Linked DNA regions of Homo sapiens: region 2 is linked to region 1. The links are chromatin loops, found by intact Hi-C in ENCODE. Cell type or tissue: heart left ventricle. All regions are shown on one strand.

Region 1 (8,000 bases):
AAAAGAAACAGTTGATCTTTAAGGTTTCTTTGAGCCTAAGAAGCTGTGATTCTGTGGGCTTGGGTACATCATCTTGTCATCCAGTCACATATGTTACCACTGGTGTTAGGGCAGCTGTAGACGTTTTAACTCATACCATGAATTTTATGATAACTCCATTATCAGACACCTTTTCCTTTCTTATCTTACGAAACATCTTTCATTGTACTCTGCCTTATAAAGTATATAATAACTACAACTGTTAAAGACAAAAGAGGGCACGTGTAGCAAATTGTGGGTGGTGCAGGGTGAAAGCCAGCCACCTAAATTCCCGGCATCCTTACAGTGTGGCATATCCTAGTGAATTTACTGGTTTCTGGTTTTACATTTCCAGAAAGCCTGTTTTTATCAGTACTTCAGAATTTATCTGACACATGGAGATCAACTCGTGCTCATTAAATCACGATAAACACCAGAATTCTAAGTAGTTAATTTATAATGAGAAATAAAAATTTCAAGCACACCAGACGGTCATGTCAGCCTAATAAAAGGCATTCTCTCTCTGTGAAAAACCATACGGGAAGCCAAACAATCATCAGAATGTTGTTCACTCTTTGGAATCAGAGCAAGGGGAGTTGGTTACGTGATTACAATGATTAATGGCCTTAGACTTTGGTGGCCTGATTGTAATAGGATTCTTTCGGTTGTAAGGAACAAAAACACAATTAAAATTTTCTTGGGCAAAAAGGACAGTTTATTAAAAGAGTACTGGAGTGCCTCATGGAACTTTGGGAAAGTCCTTGGAAGAGCCTGACTTCAGAGATGACTGGACTCAGGACTAAAAAAAACCTGGGATTCTCTTCCTGTTGGCTTTATTCCCTCCCGCTGAGGACCAACTTCTTCCACCGGCTGGAGGATATTACATCTCTCAGTTACTGTCACGGGAGAGTGAGTGCCCCTTTTCCAGTAGTTTCTATTAAGAAAAGGAAATCCCAAAGAGGGCCCTGATCAGACTGGTATTTGGACCTAAGAGCCACGAGTAGGGATGGGAGCTGTAAAGCAGAGCCACCTGGCACAGGCTTGTTCCTGCTGGTTCCAGATAATGACTTAAATCACTGTTGGCTGTCAGTAAGTCCGGGTTGGTGGATTGACATTGATGTAGTCCAGCTCTGCTTCCAGAACCAGGGGGATCTGTTTGTAAACCAGGATACCTCTTCCCCAAGACAATGCCTAGAAATAATGCCTCTGTTGTTTTTCTGACCTCTTGCTTCCTGGAGTTTCTCTGAAGGGCATTTCTCTTAATGGACTTGTTCTTTTTGCTACAGCTAATATCTAGAGGAATATCCATGTTGATTTCCCATATTTTTATTCTCAAAAGACCACCTTATTTCAAATTTGGGGAGCACATAATGTACTCTCTATCACTTAAAAATTGATTGTTGCCCTGTTTTTTGGATTTTTTTTTTAAGGGGGTGAGGGAAGGAGAAGGCAATCACAAAGAGTTGGTGAGTAATTGGCTGAAAGTCATCATTCAATATTATAAAAGTTTCCATTTTGTTCCACAATGCCTTTTTAGAAAGATAACTGAATGTTTTAATCTTTCACCTGTATTTACTTTGCATACTCAGTGTAGTTAATCTATATCTCTTTATATTCTAATTTTATTTTTATTGATTTAAATATTCAATGAATGTTTCTCATTGCCTACTTTGTATCAGACTCTGTGCTGGGAGGTGATAATAAGGAGAGGCAAAAGGGCTCAATTAGGAGGGATAGGTTTCTATCTGCTTTACACGAGTGGAGAGATACCCAAAAGCTGACCTGCAGGACAGTTCTACCCAAAGCAACTCTCCAGTGTTCTGCTGGGGTTCCTGATAAGCATATCATTTGAGTCATAACTTTGAGTAGGAAGAGGGTAGGGAAGCAAGTTCACTGTTGTCTATTAACACAAACATATTTTAAGATTATGGAATATTTTCATTATCTAAAATACTCTTCAAACATCCATCTACTCATTACCCAGTTATAATGTAAGTTAATATTTTTACTATACATGCTTCAATGTTTTTAAAGAAATGGTTTATCATGATTTATATGGCCATTCAATATATCCATTTTCTTGCAGGACATTAGCTTCCAAATTTTCACTATTACAAATAAGGCCACAGTAACTGTCATTATACACATCTCCTTGAATATATATGTAAGAGTTTCTTTATACACCATAAATATTACAATTATAAATCACCAATTCGCAATAACATTTTTTAAAAAAGAGTTTTCTTTATACTCAGAATTGTTGGGTAATAAGACATATGCACCTTCAATTTTGCAAGATATTGCCACTAGTTTTGCTTGAACATATTTATTGTTTCATATCCTTATAAATAGGGATTTTTAATTTTTATCAATCTAATAGATATTACATGGCATTTCATTGTTGTTTTACTTTGCATTTCACTAATTACTAAATTTGATTTGCAAGAGTTTTAAAGGCTGGGCACAGTGGCTCAGGCCTATAATCCCAGCATTTTGGGAGACCAAGGCAGGTGGATCTCTTGAGGCCAGGAGTTCAAGACCAGCCTGGCCAACATGACAAAACCCCATCTCTACTAAAAATACAAAAATTACTTGGGCCTGGTGATGCATGCCTGTAGTTCCAGCTACTTGGAAGGTTGAGGCAGGAGAATTGCTTGAACCTGGGAGGCAGAGGTTGCAGTGAGCCATGATTGTGCCACTGCACTCCAGCCTGGGGATGACAGAGTGAGATTTTGTCTAAAAAGAAAAAAAAAAGAGTTTTAAAAAATTAATTCTGTTATTAATCCTCTTTTGGTTAGATTTATTTTATTGATCCTCTTTTGGTTAGATTTATTTCATTTTATTTTACTATTTTTTTGAGATGGAGTCTTGCGCTGTCTCCCAGGCTAGAGTGCAATGGCGCAGTTTTGGCTCACTGCAACCTCCGCCTCCTGGGTTCAAGTGATTCCCCTGCCTCAGCCTCCCAAGTAGCTGGGACTACAGGCACCCGCCAGCACGCCTGGCTAATTTTTGTATTTTTAGTAGAGACGGGGTTTCACCATGTTGGCCAGGCTGGTCTCAAACTCCTGACCTCAAGTGATCCACCTGCCTTGGCCTCCCAAAGTGTTGGGATTACAGGCATGAGCCACTGCACCCAGCCTTTTGGTTAGATTTATAATAAACATCTTCTTCCAGTCTATGACTTTTCTGAAAACTTTGTTTATAGTATCTTTTGATCAACAGAAGTTTTAATTTACAATTTAGTCAAGACCTAAATATGAAATGTCAAATTCTAAAATTTTAGAAATTTCATATATAATGCATACATATATACGTAATATACATGTAATTATATATGCTTATATGTAATATTTTTATAAGACTAAAGGTTTAGCCCAGCATCACGTGACTCACTCTTTCCTCACTAACTTGTAAGGCCATTTCCATCATACACCAAATTCCTATATTTAAGCAGTTCTGCTTCTAGGCTTTACATTTTCTCAATTGGTCTATTTTTATACTGACTCTCTTTGGCACTTCATAGAGTCATATGACTATTAGGATTTGTTTGTCAAGTTCTACAAAACACCTTATTGGTGTTTAGATTGGAAGTGCTTTAAATTTTTTGGATGGAATAATTGCTATCATTATATCCACCATTCCACACGTACATAAATTATTTTACGTTTTTCCACAACATTTTGTATTTTCCCCATAAATGACTTGTATATCTTCTGTTACATGTATTCTTATAGGAAACAGATATTTTGTTGCAAGTATAAATGGGATTTTCCTCCTTTGATTATGCTTTCTAATTTCTTGTTGCAGGTATATGGCTATGCTATTTTTGTATATTGATCTTTTATCCAACAACCTTGCTGAAACTTGCCTATTGTTATAATTTGTAGATTCTCTTGTATTTTTAAAAATGTAAACAACTTTGTCATCCATGGAAGATGATGATTTTGTTTCCTTTATTCCAATTATGCTATTTGCTAATGTTGATTTTGCTTGTCTTTCTTGTTTTACTGCATTTTCTAGGCTCTCTAGTGCATTATTGAATAGAAATGCTAATGGAGGACTTCTGTGACTGGGACTATTTCAGGGGGAGAATTTTCATGAGCTTAGTTTTTATTCTTCTTTATTGTGTTCTTCTCATAGTAATGTTGCCTTGTTCTGTTCATTTAAAGTATGATGGATTTTCCTGGACTAGCAGCAATCATAGATAATTCTATCCAGGAGGAATGAAAACTTTGGGCAGTTTGCTCAATATCCTAGTTCAAGAGTGCCCTCTTCAGTTCTAACAGTGAAGTGAGGCTTATTTAATTAATGACACGTTTCTGGGGTGGTGAAACATAGGAGGGAGTGATGTTTACTGATAATCGTGATACTACCTTACAGCCCTAGGATCCTTATTTTCTTGTGTTTTATTTCTCATTTTTCTTTACCTTCTAGTTGTACTGCTCCTTCCCAGAAGCAGTGTCTTCCCAAGACTATAACTGTGGTCCTGGATACTTCCTTGAAAAGTCATGCTTCAGATCTTCTGGTCTTAGACTTGTTCTTACGATTTCCTCATCAGGGAAGGGCGTTCTCCTTCTGTGGGTGCTGTCCTCTGTGTTTCACCCCTGCTAGAGACTTGCCACCTCTCCTGTCTTCCATATAATCCCTGCCTGATTCTGTTTCAGCATGGGCTCTGATTTGGCTCTACGGATTCTGGACTGTTCTACCTACATGTAAATCCAAGTTTGTGGTATTCCCTATCCTTCACTATGCTCTACCTCTGGGCAATTGTGAAGTTTTATTTGCTTTACTGTTGACCTGTATGGTTTTGGAGGATGTATGTAGAGATTTGGATTTAAGGAACCAAAGGGTTGAGAAATGTGTGTTACAATCTTCCTGCATAAATGTGGATTTGTCATTTTATTTCTGTGATTCTGGTCTATTTTTGTCTTACGTATTTGTATTGGGCTGTTCTTGCATTGCTATAAAGAAATCCCTGAGACTGGGTAATTTACAAAGAAAAGAGGTTTAATTGGCTCACAGTTCTACAGGCTTTATAGGAAACATGGTGCTGGCATCTGCTCAGCTTCTAGGGAGTCCTCAGACAGCTTTTACTCATGGCAGAAGGTGAAGGGGGAGCAGGCACATCGCATGGCAGAAGCAGGAGCAAGAAAGAGAGTTGGGGGGCAGGAGCTACACACTTTTATATGACCAGATAGTGCGAGAACTCACTCACTATTATGACGATGGCACCAGGCCATGAGGGATCTGCCTCCATGACCCAAACACCTCCCCCCAGGCCTCACCTCCAGTATTGGGAATTACAATTCAACATGAGATTTGGGCAGGGACAAATATCCAAACAGTGTCAATATTCTATATGTTGTTAGGTTTATTGACATAAGATTGTTATATACTTTCTTGGTGACTTGCTCTTTTAATCAGTAGATAATGATCTTTGTAACTAGTAATTTTTGCTCAAAGTCTCTTACATAGGATGTTATTATAAGAATTCAATTTCCTTTGGTTAATATTTGCTATTGTTGACCAAAAGATCACCAGGATGGCTAAATAGTAGAAAGGAGAGCTTTATTGGAGATATTGGTTTGGAAGCTGGGAAGAGAAAGTCTCCAGCATGGACGAGGGGAAGCACAGTTTGGGTTTTATGCCTCACAGGGCCTGAATCATGCATATTCAGGAGGTTCGGGGGGAAAAGCTATACGTATTTATGAGGGAGCTGTGCGCATATGTAATGGATAAATATGCATATGACATACATCCTACGTTCACTTTGGGACTGGGTTTTAACATTAAAATGAGGTGGAATTTGGCTTTATCAAAGGGTGAACTTTAGGACACAAAGACAGTTTATGCACAGCCTCTATCAGCTGGCTGAAACTGTTTAAAGGTCTGCAATTGCTTATCAGAGAAGAAAGTTTGTAAGGCCAGTCCTTTATCCAATTAGAGTCATAGTGGTTTGGATCGTAAGTCAGAATTAGGACAATTGGCCTGATATCTCCTATTGTTAGGATATTTAGTGAGAATTTAGAAATTTGCCATGCCAAACCATCCCTGAATCCCCAACCCATAGGTAACTTTTTGTTTTTTTTTTAACCTTAGGTTCTGTCTTAGTTGATAAAGGGGCATCTATTTTGGTCTCTCACATCACACTGTATATACTTTTATATATTTTTGTTTGTTTTGGTTTATTTTTTATTATTTTATGTTTAATTTTTGTGGGTACATAGTAGGTGTATGTATTTATAGAATACATGAGATTTTGGTACAGGCATGCAATGCATAATAATCACATCATGAAAAACTGGGTATCCATCCTCTCAAGCATTTATCCTTTGTGTTACAAACAATCCAATTATACTCTTTTAGTTATTTTAAAGTGTACAATTAAATTACTATTGACTATAGTCCCCACGTTGTGCTATTAAATACTAGGTCTTACTCATTCTCTCTATTATTTTTTGTACCCATTCACCATCCCACCTCCCCACTATGCCATCCCTTCCCTGCCCTGACTATCCTTCCCATCCTCTGGTAACCATCCTTCTACTCCCTATGTCCATGAGTTCAGTTGTTTTGGTTTGTAGATCCCTCAAACACGGTGAGAACATGTGATATTTGTTTTTTTTGTGCCTGGCTTATTTCACTTAACATAGTGATCTCCTGTTCTATCAATGTTGTTGCAAAAGACAGAATCTCATTCTTTTTAATGGCTGAATAGTGGTTCATTGTCTATAAGTACCACATTTTCTCTATCCATTCACCTGTTGATGAATTCTTAGGTTACTTCCAAATCTTGGCTATTGTGAACAGTGCTGCAACAAACTTGGGAGTGCAGGTATTTCTTTGATATACTGATTTCCTTTGTTTTGCATATATACCCAGCAGTGGGATTGCTGCATCATATGATAGCTCAATTGTTAGCTTTTTGAGGAACCTCCAAACTGTTCTCCATAGTGGTTGTACTAATTTACATTCTTACAACAGTATATAAGGGTTTCCTTTTCTCCACATCCTCACCAGCATTTGTTATTGCCTGTCTTGTGGATATAAGCCATTTTAACCGGCATGAGATGATATCTCATTGTAGTTTTGGTTTGCATTTCTCTAATGATCAATGATGTTGAGCACCTTTTCATATGCCTATTTGCCACTTGTATGTCTTCTTTTGAGAAATGTCTATTCAAATCTTTGGCCCATTTTTTGATAGGATTATTAGATTTTTTTTTTCCTGTAGAGTTGTTTGAGCTCTTTATATATTCTGGTAACTAATCCCTTGTCAGATGGGTAGTTTGTAAATATTTTCTCCAATTCTGTGGGTTATCCCTTCGCTTTGTTGATTGTATCCTTTGCCATGCAGAAGATTTTTAACTTGATGTGATCCCATTTGTCTACTTTTGCTTTGGCTGCCTGTGCTTGTGGAGTATTGCTCAAGAAGTCTTTGCCCAGACCAATGTCCTGGAGATTTTTCCCAATGTTTTCTTGTAGTAGTTTCATAGTTTGAGGTCACAGATTAAAGTCTTTAATCCATTTTGATTTGATTTCTGTATATGGTGAGAGATAGGGGTCTAGTTTCATTTTCTGCATATGGAAATCCAGTTTCCCCAGCACCGTTTGTTGAAGAGACTGTCTTTTCTCCAGTGTCTGTTCTTGGCACCTTTCTCAAAAATGAATTCACTGTAGGTGTGTGGATTTGTTTCTGGGTTCTGTATTCTGTTCCATTGGTCTGTGTGTCTGTTTTTATGCTAATACCATGCTGTTTTGGTTACTATAGCTTTGTAACATAATTTGAAGTCAAATAATGTGACTCTTGCAGTTTTGTTCTTTTGGCTCAGGATAGCTTTGGCTATTCTGTGTCTTTTGTTATTCCATATACATTTTAGGATTGTTTCTTCTATTTCCATAAAAGATGTCATTGGTATTTTGATAGGGGTTGCATTGAATCTGTAGATTGCTCTGGGTAATATGGACATTTTAACAATATT
Region 2 (8,000 bases), 830 kb before region 1:
CACGCCTGTAATCCCAGCACTTTGGGAGGCCGAGGCAGGTGGATCACGAGTTCAGGAGATGGAGACCATCCTGGCTAATACGATGAAACCCCATCTCTACTAAAAATACAAAAAATTAGCCGGGCGTGGTGACGGGTGCCTGTAGTCCCCACTACTCGGGACGCTGAGGCAGGAGAATGGCGTGAACCCGGGAGGCAGAGCTTGCAGTGATCCGAGATCGTGCCACTGCACTCCAGCCTGGGTGACAGAGCGAGACTGCATCTCAAAGAAAAAAATAAATAAATAAATAAATATTTATACTGCTTATAAACTAATAATAAATGCTATGGTCTGCATGTTTGTGTCACCCCACCATTCATATGTTAAAACCTAATCACCAAAGTGATATTAGGAGGTGGGGCCCTTGGGAGGTGATGAGGTATGAGGGTGGAGCCCATATGATTGGGATTAGTGCCCTTCTAAAATAGCCCAACGGAGCCCAGTGACAAGGCATCATCTATGAACCAGGAAACTGGCCCTCACCAGACACCAAAGCTGTTGGTGCATTGATCTTGGATTTCCCACCCTCCAGGACTCTAAGAAACACATTTCTATTGTTTATAAGCCACCCAGTGGCTGGTATTTTGTTATAACATCCCAGACTAAGACAAATAACAAATACTTGTATCCCTGACACCAGGTTAAGAGATAGAATTTGTTTGTTCCTCTGGAGGCCCTTGTCTTCACCCCATCACTGCCCTGTCCTCCCTGGAGGAATCTGCCAGCCCGAATTCTGTTCATCGTACCCTCCTTTTCTTAGAGTTTGACCTCCTCTGTATCTCCCCCAATCCATGTATTGCTTATATACAAGGTATTCTGCTGTATCTGTTCTGCTATGGCTTGCCCCTTTTGTTCAACACTGTTTTTGTGCGTCATCTGCATTGATGCATGCAGTTGTCCTTTATTTGTTCTCACTGCTGGATAGTATCTGGTTGGGTAAATATATCACACTGTAAATCACACTATCCAGGTTCCTTTAGGTGACATTTGGTTGATTGCAGTGTTCTGTTGTTACGATGGTGCTGCTGTGACTGTTCTTGTGCATGGACAGAAGTTCCTTTCAGGTGAATTTCTCAGAATGGAATTGCTGGGCAAAGGGGCAGCCAATAATCAACTCATTTGATGCCAAAAGTGGTGGTGCCAGTTCATCCTCCCCTGCGAGGTATGGGTCCTGATTCACTCTTCAAGTGCTGTGGTTTGACAGGGCCGGGGGTGACAAGGGGACACCTGGGAAGGAAAGCTGGGCTCCCTGCTGGCCATCCAGGCCAGTCCTTACCAGGGGGTAGGCAATGATTGGGTCAAGTGGTTCCTGACCACTGGGCCTGAGACTTCAGGCCCAGAAACTATCTAATATTTCCTCAAATGCATCCCATGAGCAGGCACTGTGTGAGTGAGCACACACATCTGAAGCCTCAAGCTAGGCAAGCCTACCATGACTTGTGGTCCAAGGGCTCACGGGTGACCTGGAGTTAGAGGGAGACATGGCTGCCAGGTGGCTTTAGAAAGAACACTCATCATGGCCAGGTGCGGTGGCTTACGCCTGTAATCCCAGCACTTTGGGAGGCCAAGGTGGGTGGATCATGAGGTCAGGAGTGAGACCAGCCTGACCAACATGCTGAAACCTGTCTCTCCTAAAAACACAAAAATTAGCTGGGCATGGAGGTGCACGCCTGTAATCCCAGCTACTCAGGAGGCTGAGGCAGGAGAATCACTTGAACCCGGGAGGCGGAGGTTGCAATAAGCCTAGATTGTGCCACTGCATTCCAGCCTGGGCAACAGAGCAAGACTCCGTCTCAGAAAAAAAAAAAAAAAGGAAGAACACTCATCCTATGACCTTGACCTCCAAGCTTTGCCTCCCTCAAGCAGAACAGAATGGAGCCTCCCTTAGGCAGAGGCGGAAGTTTGCCTCTCACCTAGTTCTCCATTCTTTTGTTCAGAGCCTGAATACCCTCAGGCTCTGTACTTGGGGTATTTCTGTTCTCTTGTTTTATGCTCACGGTTGTGAGGTTTGTTGTGAGTACCACGATCCCTTCCTTCAGAGGAGTAAACTGAGGTTCCAAAAGGTTTAGCAGTTGCCCGAGGAATATTAAATTGGCAAAAGCAGGTAGAATATAAAGCAAGGAGTATTTGGCAACGGTTCTTTTTTATGATTAAAAACAGCCGAAGAAAGACTTCTACTTGTGCCTTTGAAGGAGTAACTGCATTTGACCTTCCCACCAGTAACAACCATCAAATCTCTATTAAATTAAACACACACACACACAAACAAAAACAGCTATTGTGAAGGTATCAGCGACTAAGACAACTAAGGTTTGAGGGGCCAGGATCCTGGAGAGATGGAAACTTCCCTGAGGTGAGCCCCACATTCTCAGACACTTTTCCTTGGATGTTTTGAGCACTGCTTTAATTCCTGGGAAAACAATTCCTTCCACTGTGCACAGACTCTGGGGCCAGACAGCTTGGGTTCAATCCCAGCTCTGCCACTTAATGTCTGTGTATCTGTGTAGGCAAGTTACCCTTTGGTGCGTCAGTTTCCTCATCTGTAAAACACAACTATAGTTGATCCTCATTCGTTAAGAGTCTGTACTTGTTAATTTGCTCACTTGCTAAAATTTGTTACCCCAAAATCAGTACCCCTAGCCTTTTGGGGTCGTTTCAAAGATGTGTGCAGAGCGGCAAAAAAATGTGAGCTCCTCCAGGCTCATGTTCCCAGCCAAGGTCCAACAAAGTGCTGCCCTGCCTTCTTATTTCAGCTGTCATAGTGTAAACTGTGTCCTTTTCACAGTCTGATTAGTGCCATGTTTTTCAGATTTTTATGCTTTTTTCTTGGTTATTTCTCTGTTAAAATTGTCTCCAAGTGTAGTGCAAAGTTTAGCACGAGGAGGCTGTGATGTTCCTTACAGAGAAAATGCATGTGTTAGAGAAGCTTTGTCAGGCATGAGTTAAGGTGCTGTTGTCCTGAGATCAATTAATTTGTTGTTGTTGTTGTTTGAGACAGGGTCTCCCTCTGTTGCCCAGGCTGCTGGAGTGCAATGGTGTAATCATAGCTCACTGCAGCCTCTACCTCTCTGGCTCAAGCAATCCTCCCACCTCGGCCTCCTGAGTAGCTGGGACTACAGGTACACCCCACCACACCCAGATAATGTTTTTGATATTTTTTTAGGTGGAATTTTGCTCATCACCCAGGCTGGAGTGCAATGGTGCGATCCTGGCTCACTGCAACCTCCACCTCCCGGATTCAAGCAATTCTTCTGCCTCAGCCTCCTGAGTAGCACAGATTACAGGCACATGTCATCACGCCTTGCTAATTTTTGTGTTTTTAGTAGAGGCGGGGTTTCACCATGTTGGCCAGGCTAGTCTTGAACTCCTGACCTCAGGTGATCCACCCGCCTCCGCCTCCCAAACTGCAGAGATTATAGGCACGAACCACAATGCCCGGCCTCATGTTTTTTATTTTTCAAGTTGAAATGAGGTCTCTCTATGTTGCCCAGGTTGGTCTCAAACTCTTGAGCTCAAGTAATCCTCCCACCTTGGCCTCCCAAAGTGCGGGGATTACAGGTGTGAGCTACCATGCCCAGCCAAGATCAGTGTTAATGAATCAACTATATATATTACATAAGGTGTCTTTAAACAGAAATAAGGTTATATATTGATCGATTGGTAACAATGTTGTGACCAGCAGCTTACAGGGTACCTAGCCTTGTATTTCTCCTATAAATAATTTGCTCGTTGAGTGTTTGTGGCAACTTTGTAGCACATAACTACCAAGAATAAGGACTGTAATAAGAGTACGTCCCTCACAGGATTGTAATGAAGACTGAGTCCATTTACATAAAGGCTGAGAGCAGTGTCAAGCAGATGGAGAACACTGTAGAATGTGCGATAGCTCTAACAGTGGTTATCATGGCTGCCCTCTCACTTCTTCAGAGACATGTGTTTCTAAGGTCTGCACTCTGCCCCACCCTCCCCATCCACTGTCCCCCAGCCCGTTTCCTCCTCCACTTACTTCCCAGCCCTGTGCCTTCTGCCTTCTCTTTTCTGAGTTTGCTAAGGGCACTGCTGGCTCAAGAGCAGTAACTAACAGTCTCTCGCCTCTTCTCTCCATGGCAACCAGTGACCTTTGGAGAATGTAAACCTTATCACCAATCTCTTAAAGCCCTTCGGTGCCTTCCCAGGATGACGTCCAGCTGAGGTCCTTGGCAAGACCCAGGGCGCCCCCTCCTCGCTCCATCACCTCCCCTGTCACCTCCCCTGCATCTCCCTACTCCAGCTGCACCACTCTTGTGCCCCAGTGGCTCTTGTCTGATTATTTCCTTCATCTCCCCAGCTGGTCAGCAGAGCTGGTGGTAATCAACTCAGACCCTGTCACCTGGATGTCCAGCAGTTAGGGACTAAAAAAAATCAACAGGTCACATTCTGTCCTGCAGATCATGATAATAAGATCTGTCAGACAGCAGTCAGCAGTCAGAGCCAAATCTTCTGGACTTCAGCAGGATTCTGCCTCTTGCTATTTCCTGTTGCCTCTCTTAGTGACCTTTTAAGAGCATTGTGGATGCCTCCCAGCCTCCTGCTAACCACCCTGTAACCTGAACAGCCTGCAGCAGCCCTGCCCAGTAGAACTTCCTGATGTGATGGAAATGCTGTGTCTGCACCACTAGCCACATGTGGCCACAGGATTCTCGAAACTGGTGGTGCAGTTGAGGAGCTGACTTTATATTTTATCTCATTAAATTTAAATGTAAATAGCTACGTGTGGCTTGTTGGCTAGCCTATTGGAAAACACGGGCTTAGAGAGACACAGGGAGAATCACTGTAATGCACTAAAAGAAGGTAAAAAAAAAAAAATCCTAAGAAATATTCCTAAAATACTTTAATATAGGGCTGGGTGCGGTGGCTCACATCCAGCATTTTGGGAAGCTGAGGAGGGCAGATCACTTGAGGCCAGGAGTTCAAGACCAGCCTGGCCAACATGGTGAAACCCCGTCTCTACTAAAAATACAAAAAATCGGGTGCGGTGGCGGGTGCCTGTAATCCCAGCTACGCGGGAGGCTGAGGCACGAGAATCACTCGAACCCGGGAGGCGGGGGTTGCAGTGAGCCGAGATCGTGCCACTGCACTCCAGCCTGGGCGACAGAGCGAGACTTCATCTCAAAAACAAAAAACAAAAACCAAAAAAAAAAACTTCAGCATGATTATTTAACCAAAATGCAGGTTAGTTGTTCACCGGATGCAGAGTCCAATTAACAAGAGCAAGGCCTGGTACCAAAAAAAGTGAATTTACTCCGAAACTAGCTTGGGTGAGGGGTACAAAGCATCCTGCCTTTCTTTAAAAGTGCTGCTTCCCCTTGGAAGTAGAAAGTGGACACTTTTATAAGGTAAGGGGGGAAGTGTGCAAGGGCAAGTGGGGGGGTCCCTCTGCTAGTTCCGTGCATACTCTACAGGACAGTTGACTTGGCACCTTCCTGGTTAGTAATAAGCTGTAGCAGTGGCCAAGTGGGCATGCTTTCAGTATGCCCTCCCAGTGAATGAAAGTCCTGAGGCAACCCCCAAGGGTGGAAGTGCCAGGCCACCACCCACTGGAGGTGAAAGTTCCGTGATGGGTTTGCTTTGGTCTGCGAATCTACTGTCATGTGGAGAGATCTGTGCTCTGGAAGAGCATACAGTTAGAAAAGCTTGCCCTGAAGGGAATGTATGGTGAAGGGGAGGTGAAAGGTTATATTTGCATTTCTGAAGGGCTAAGTAGGAAACCGGGAACCAGGGGAGAGGAGAAGAGAAGAGAGGATAATTTTTTTTAAGAAAAGCAACATATTCCCTTTTTCTTAGAAAAAATGGAGCACTCGGTTACAGGCACTCGAATGTAGAAGTAGCAATATATAAATTATGCATTAATGGGTTATAATTCACTGAAAAATAGTAACGTACTTCTTAACTTTGGCTTTCAGAGTTCGAACCAACGTGGCCTCAACCAGATTTGGAATGTCAAAAAGCAGAGTGTCTATTTGATGAATTTGAGGAAATCTGGAACTTTGGGCCACCCAGGGTAAGATAAAACACCTTCCACGTCATAGGTATCTTCCTCTCTCCTTCCCTGCCTCTCCCATTAGAACCTGGTTTTCTTCCTGAGCAGCAACAATCTTAGGCATCTTTCCATGTGACTGAGTATCCACCACATTATTTTTAATGAAATAGTATTAGATTGCATGGATGTGACATAATCCATTTAACCCATCCCCTACTGTTGGACATTCAGGTTGTTTCCAGAGTTTCAATATTATTTTATTTAATACCCTAATAGTTAGAGCAGGCCATGCTGCTATCACAAATAGACCCAAATATTTAATAGCTCAAACCAATAACGTTTGTGTCCTCCTCTCTGGGCAGTACAGGGTTGGCATACCTCCTGAAGTGAATTAGGAACTACACTCATTCCAGCTTCCAGTTTGGTCTTTATCTGTCAGTGCCTTACTGTCCTCTGCATTGTTGAGTCTCAGTCACCTTGTCCAAGTTCCATTGGCCAGAAAGGGCTAGAAGCACAGAAGGGCTGGAAGTGGCATTTGTTCCTCACTCACATTCTGGTGGGAAGAACTTAGTGGTGTGGCCTTAGCTGACTGTAAGGGAGGCTGGGAAATATAGTCTAGCGAGTGCCCTGGAAAAAGCCGGCACGGCATTCCCCATGGAAAGCTGTCAGGCACGGCTACAGTCTACCCCCTGCCAACCAGTATCTGCATGGACCCTCCTTCCACACTCAGATGCATTTACCCCCAGCCCCAAGAGAGCCAACCGATGCCCATGTGGTCACCACAGCCACCTCCGAGTCCAAGATTTCCAGGTGACATGCAGTCTCCTCTCTCCCAGCTTTAGGAATGGCTTCTTCTGATCTACACACAGACACAGACACACACACACAGACACACACACACACACACACACACACACACGATGGAGAGGGGCAGGATAACTGCAACTGTAACTCCATTCAGAAAAGAGGCACAGCACTAGCTGCCCGCAGCACTGGAGCCCTGCTGGGCAGCACTGGATCAACCTCTGCCCTGGCAGAGGAGCATGTTCCTCCACAAATCCCTGCTTCAGCCTCTCGAGAGGCTCCTCCTTGTCTGTTATTTTCCTTGGCCACAAGGCAGGCAGGCAGTGGGAAGTGTGCCCTCCTCCGGGGCAAGGAGCCTTCACAGCCCACTTCCTGCTAATAACAGTTTGGGGTTCCACAGGGTGTTTTAAGACTCCAGTCAGCTATTTTAGGCCAGACTCATTTCTCTCTCTCTCTCTCTTTTTTTTTCTTTTATGAAATCACACCCTGAGACCCAGGCTGGAGTGCAGTGGTGCGATCTCGGCTCACTGCAGCCTCCGCCTCCCGGGTTCAAGCAATCCTCCTGCCTCAGCCTCCTGAGTAGCTGGGACTATAGGCGTGCAGTGCCACACCTAGCTAATTTTTGTATTTTTAGTAAAGACGGGGTTTCACCATGTTGGCCAGGCTGGTCTTGAACTCCTGACCTCAGATGATCCGCCCGCCTCGGCCTCCCAAAGTGCTGGGATTACTGGCATGAGCCACTGCGCCCAGCCCAGACTCATTTTTCTTTGAGAGTAGGCTTTTCCCAAAAGTAGGCTTCTGAGCTATTCACTTTCAGGCAGTCCCATGTGCCAGGAACCACATCCAAATTTCCTCCGTGGATGGGAGTCTCAGGCTGCCTTATCTCCTTGCATGTCCCCATGCCCAGCTGTCTCAGCCTAAGGGCAGGTACCTTGAAGTCAAGTTAAACAATAAGATTGGAGACCAGCAATGCCCTCAGCCTGGTTTTTGCAGCAGGACTGAGTCCCTTGTTTTGGCTCAATGGGAAGTCTTTGCTGTTCAAAGCCTTAGCTTCTCTGGCTGAGTGCGGTGGCTCACGCCTGTCATCCTAGCTCTTTGGGAGGCCGAGGTGAGCAGATCACTGAGGCCAGGAGTTCAA

What was found. Hi-C counts contacts between places; a loop is a spot of excess contacts. Peaks named below come from ENCODE experiments on the same cell type or tissue, not always from the same donor. Only the 100,000 strongest peaks of a DNase experiment are listed, where the experiment ranks them.
Region 2: it touches region 1 in a loop (5-fold over the local background); 9 of 110 quality-filtered maps call a loop at or near these places.

What each region holds. Positions count from the first base shown.
Region 1 is chr9:69,873,778-69,881,777 of GRCh38, forward strand. The region is part of intron 4 of CFAP95 (cilia and flagella associated protein 95); the gene reads left to right. Among named protein-coding and RNA genes, the nearest start is that of CFAP95, 57 kb to the left of the region's middle. In heart left ventricle, a CTCF peak has its summit at 4,283 (motif pointing left); no DNase peak of the experiment used is centred here.
Region 2 is chr9:69,040,404-69,048,403 of GRCh38, forward strand. It overlaps FXN (frataxin), which reads left to right. Exons shown (of 5, transcript NM_000144.5): 2 at 5,982-6,079. Among named protein-coding and RNA genes, the nearest start is that of FXN, 8.7 kb to the left of the region's middle. RefSeq lists a silencer at 4,370-4,664 and an enhancer at 4,967-5,962. In heart left ventricle, no CTCF peak of the experiment used is centred here; no DNase peak of the experiment used is centred here; H3K27ac peaks cover 1,196 bases.